Linked DNA regions of Mus musculus: region 2 is linked to region 1. The links are chromatin loops, found by intact Hi-C in ENCODE. Cell type or tissue: left cerebral cortex. All regions are shown on one strand.

Region 1 (2,500 bases):
CTGAGCTGTAATTCACAGGCACTTCCTTCTCTCTCAGTGGGGAGAAGAGCTGAATGGATTGTGGGTAATGACTGTCGAAGCACAGGTGCCTCATAAGGAGAGGGACACCATGCCGGCTACTTCTAGTGGGAAGGAAGGGCCCAGACACACCTGTGGAGAAAGCCCTAGGAAATTAGGGGTGTGGTGTGCCCCAAGATTAAGTGATGGCTGATACATTGCTGGGGCCTTTGTTAAGTCTGGAGGAGCTGACCAATCAGGCTACCATATCATTTGAAGAGGCGTGTATGACTGTGCAGTGGGTACCTGACTGGGAGATGCCCAGCTGGGCCTTGGCTATGGGCATATGTGCCCTTGAAGCAAGGGTCCCTTTCTACCTTGGTCCTCAGTGGAGAGGGGCTAGCCCCTTGTGGTTCGCATCAGCAGGCAGGGAAACTGGTCAAGACTGGCTACAACACTGGACAAGAGGTCAAGAGTTCTTGCTGAACACACAGGTATTCACACAACTATGGTATAGGAAGACCACTGTGGGCCTCCAGTCATGGGCCAGAGGAACAGACCCTCCCACCCTACCCTGGGAGGGAACTCTAGAGACAAAACTATCAATCACATGACTGTCATTTCTCCTGGACCCCATGGGACAGCCACGCTGCAGGGAGGGTCCCTACCTGTGAGACCCTTAGGCGTTCTTGGTGCACATCAGACATGATAATCACTTCTGTGCCTCCCAACATTCTGTGGGGCCCTGGTCTCAGCCATCTCTGCCTCCAGGACTCCCAAGTCCATGGATTTGAACAGTTCTGTGAACACAGTCCAGCCCATCCCTGAAGAGATGGCAGACTACAGGCCAGGGTGTACCGAGGGAAAGGTCAGGAGGTCACTCCCAGCGGTGAAGTGAAAAGGGGCATGTGTCCATAATAGTAACAAGGACTTTGCCAAACACATAGGTAGACACTCTCCCATCAGGTCCCAATCAGTCTACCCTATGAGCTTCTGTTCTGGGGTCAGGACATGGGACTCTGGGCACACAGCCCACAGGGAGCAGCTGGGACTGAACCCTGAAAATGGATGCCACGTGGAGAGGAGAAGAGGGGAGAGAAAGTGTCTAGAAGGCTGAAGCCCTGCTCAAGAGCCTGTTCTCATCCTGTTCTCCTAGACCACAGCGCCATCTAGTGGCCAAATAGAAGATGACTGACAACCAAGGTGGCTCGGGCCCCCTGAAGACTGGAGTGAGTCCTGTCCCTTTCCACAAGCAACAGGTGCAGAAAAAGAGGGGTAGAAGATTTGGCCAGGCTACTCAGCCTGGAGAGGCACTGATGCTCCAGCCAGGGAGACCCTGAGAAAGCTGGAGGGTCTCTCTCTGGGTTCGGTCTGTTCAGACTCTAGGGAAGCAGTCACTGACCCTGACCTGCAAGTGACAGCCCTGCCACAGACATCCTCTGCCCTGGGCCTAGATGGACAGGCCTCTAGAGGGCTTGCTGAGCAGTGCTCAGCGTGGCAACCACCTTCTGTGACAGTGCAGGAACTCTCAGCTGTCAGGTTAGTGCCAGGCCCACACAGGGGCCACCCCAGTCTAGACCATGCCTTGCCACAGCTAACGCAGGAGTTCAGGAAACTCATGCAGGGTAGCCTTGTCAGGAGTTGATTCAGCACCACACTCAGACACAAACCCACTTGTCTTAACTAGACTTCTATTGCTGTGATAAAACACCAGGACACGTTCTGACCACATTCCGTCATAAAGGGCATAAACTCAAGGCAGGAACTGAAGCATGGAGCCCCAGTCAGGAGCCATGGAGGAACACTGCTTACTGGCTTGCCCCTCATGGTTTGCTCAGTTTGCTTTCTCATAGCGCTCAGGAACAATGGTAGCCCAAGGGATGGCACCGCCCAAAGTGGACTGGGCCCACCCACATCAGCCATTAATCAAGAAAATGGTCTCACCGACTTGCCTACGGGTAACATGATGTAAACATTTTCTCCACTAAGGTTCTTCTTAAATAACTCTAGTTTGTGTTAAATCAACAAATAATAACAACAATAACAATAATAATAATAATAATTAATAAATAAAATAAAAACAATCAGGACAGCACTCTTGAGCCAGGCATCTGCTAAGTTAGGGCTACGTGTGCTCCCAGGAATATACCCTTCTGCCTATGCCAGACTGCTGGAGTACAGATATCGGGGTACAGAAACCACACAACTCTCCCAATTTCAGGACCCCTGATCCTACCCTCAGGCCTTTGGACGGTGTAGTCACCATGAGAACCAGGCCACAGGGAAGCCAAAAGAGTGCAGCTTTGGGCTCCTTCCCAACAGAGGAGATAGCACACCTCAGCGACCTGAACGGTTTTGAGGAGAACGCCTCCGGAGAGGGTGTTCATCACAGACAGATGGTACAGGAAGGAGCCTCATAGGCCGGTGTGTGATGTTTAAGGACCCAGCCTGCCTTGCAGTCCTACCACAAGCTCCAGCCATGTCAACTTTCTCATTCCAACGA
Region 2 (2,500 bases), 430 kb before region 1:
CACAGTCCAAGCTGCCCTTATTTTTCCGCGAGAGCGATACGATGCTTAAAGAAATGCCTGCAGTCAGGGTTGGAAATTGCCCATGCGAAGCAAATGGAGCTGGCCTGCCCAGGGAGCTGACGTGCCTGACAGCTCTGCCCGCTGGAGTCCCTTCCTTCCTTCCGCGGCCTCTGATTTCTTCCTTGCCTATACAGAAGACCTAACTACATTTTGGCACACACAGAGGAATGGGTAGGAATCCTCCCAAACCTTGGAGGATAGCCAGAGCCAGGCCCACACTATAAGGGGTCAGCCGAGCCAGCCCAGCTGGAGAGTGACCCCTCCCCTCTCCCTCTCTTCCGATCCCTGAGCTGTTCAGAGGGCTGGAGGCCATCACAAAGGCCTGTGTCCGGAGACTTAGATGACACAGGGATGAAGGAAGTGTCCACTCTTCACTGTGGGCTCTGAAAAGAAGTTGACCTAACATCACGGTGTGATCACAAGCAGGGGTCCCACAATCTACAAAGGACATCTAACTTGCTGGGCAGAGACTACACAGTCTTCTTTGGTTCACACCGTCTTTGCTCCTAGAAACCCAGTCTCCCTGGCTTCGTCTGCTCATACAGGCCTCTAGTTGTCCCACGGGACTGAGGCCGCCCTGCCAGCGAGCAACCAGGCCAAGCGGCTGAGCGAGTGGGCGCGGGAGCGGCTCCTTTAAGGCCCGCGTCAGGCCCGGCCGGAGGGGCGGGGCCTCGGCGAGGCCGCCGCTCAGCTTCACCTGCAGTTCCGAGCGCGCGGAACAGAGGCGCGGGCGGCTGCGAGGCCGGCGGACGCACCGGCCGGAGGGAGCGCGCCGCCGGCCCACTTGGCCTGGCTCCCGGAGCCCGGGCGGCAAGTGCGGGGAAAAGCAGGGCGGGCGCGGGCGGAGCATCGCCGCGGCGAGGGAAGCCGGGCACCGGGCGAGCGCCGGGGCGGCGCGGCGGGGACGATGACCACAGGCTCTGTGCTGCCGCTGCTGCTGCTCGGGCTCTCGGGCGCGCTCCGGGTAAGTTGCCGCCTCTCCGATCGCAGGCGATCTGGGAACCCGTGGGGCTAGCTGGTGTCTCCCGGTCTTCTCAAACCGCCGCCCGCGCTGCGCGAAGCCGCTCGCTATCGGAGCGAGGAGCCGCGGAGCTGAGCGGGCGGGACCCTAGGTGCCATCTCGTTGCCCGATCTGCGCTCCGGGGCCGCCCTCCGTAGTGTAGTACTCGCCTCCGCCGCCCGGCAGTCGCGCATCCCGAGTTCCAGCCGCGCGCCGGGTCGGGTCGGCTGCGCGGGGCGCTCTCCCGGGTCCCGTGGGTGCCGCGGAGCTCGGCTGCAGTGGGAGGCGGAGGCGACTAAGGGGCGCGGGTTGTAGCCGCGGGGTCTAGCAGGTCCTCCCGACTTAGAGAGGGATCGGGAGGAGGGCGCAGCGGGAGCGCGAGGCACTGAGCCCGGGGACTGGAGCTGGACACACTCGCTGTTTCCGCACAGTCTCTGCGCGGTCTCCAGCCGGCTCCCTCGGTTAACTCCAGCTCGCTGCGGGTCTTCGGAACGGCTCAGCGGCAGCTCCCGCAGCGACCCTGGGCGGAGACCGAGTGGCCTGAACCCCCTCTCGTGGCCGATCGGTCCGGTGGCCTGCTCGCTGCCACGCCGAGGTATTCTCTGCGATGAACCAGGGTTGGCGACCGGCTGCTCCGAGGCCACCGGACCATCGCCTTGCGCGGGGAACACGCCCCGGGGGGACAGAAACTTTCCCGGCCGACTTTTGTCTCCCGCGGGCTGCAAGAGCATTTCAGAGCTGCGATCCCCAAGAACCAGATGTCATTCTGAGCTTGGCCGGGGGAAGATCCCCGACCCAGCCCTCCCTTTCCTAGCCTCCGGGGCCGGGTACTCGAGCCCGAGCTACAGGCTGCAGGCTGCGGGTGGCCTCCCAGCGGAACCCGGGCGGAGCTGTTGCGCGCAGCTGGAGGACTCGGCCGGCAGGGAGGCGCGTTCCGCTCTGGCGGCCCGCGAAGCTGAGACTGCAGGGTGCTGGCTGCGCCCCCGGCTCCCGGAGCTTGCTCACCAGGGATCCGGAGCCTGGTGCGCCTTCTTCTCCTTAGCGGAGTGGATTAGTGGGGACACATGCTATCTCCCTTGGTTCCTGGCAGCTTGGGTGGAACCCCTTGCCCATTGCCTTCCTTTCTCTAAAGATGCAGACTCCAGAGGAACAGAAAACCCTTCTGGTCTGTTAGAGGCTTCTGGTCTTTTCTGCTCTCCTGACGAGGCTTTAAATGGGGGCTTCAGAGTGAGCAAGAGTCCAGGACCTTGTGTGGGTGAACTTCACACACACACACACGCACACGCACACACACACACACACACGCACACGCACACGCACGCACGCACACACACACACACACACACACACACACACACACACACACACGAGGACCTTGCCTCCTTGCAGCCTAGTGGCAGAACTGGTCACTATCCGCTCAGCTTGGAAACAGCCCTGGAA

The links. A loop is a pair of places that touch in the nucleus more often than their neighbours do. Peaks named below come from ENCODE experiments on the same cell type or tissue, not always from the same donor. Only the 100,000 strongest peaks of a DNase experiment are listed, where the experiment ranks them.
Region 2: a loop joins it to region 1, with 6 times the contacts of the local background. A loop is called at or near these places in 9 of 42 quality-filtered maps.

The regions. Positions count from the first base shown.
Region 1 is chr2:179,874,244-179,876,743 of GRCm38, forward strand. All of the region lies in intron 8 of Cdh4 (cadherin 4), which reads left to right. Among named protein-coding and RNA genes, the nearest start is that of Gm36066, 72 kb to the left of the region's middle. In left cerebral cortex, a CTCF peak has its summit at 1,182 (motif pointing left); a DNase peak (open chromatin) is centred at 1,154.
Region 2 is chr2:179,441,655-179,444,154 of GRCm38, forward strand. Cdh4 (cadherin 4) reads left to right here and starts at 777. Exons shown (of 16, transcript NM_009867.3): 1 at 777-1,024. The coding sequence starts at 968. In left cerebral cortex, a CTCF peak has its summit at 1,243; DNase peaks (open chromatin) are centred at 208, 922, 1,469, 2,014 and 1 more place; H3K4me3 peaks cover 1,897 bases; H3K27ac peaks cover 1,480 bases.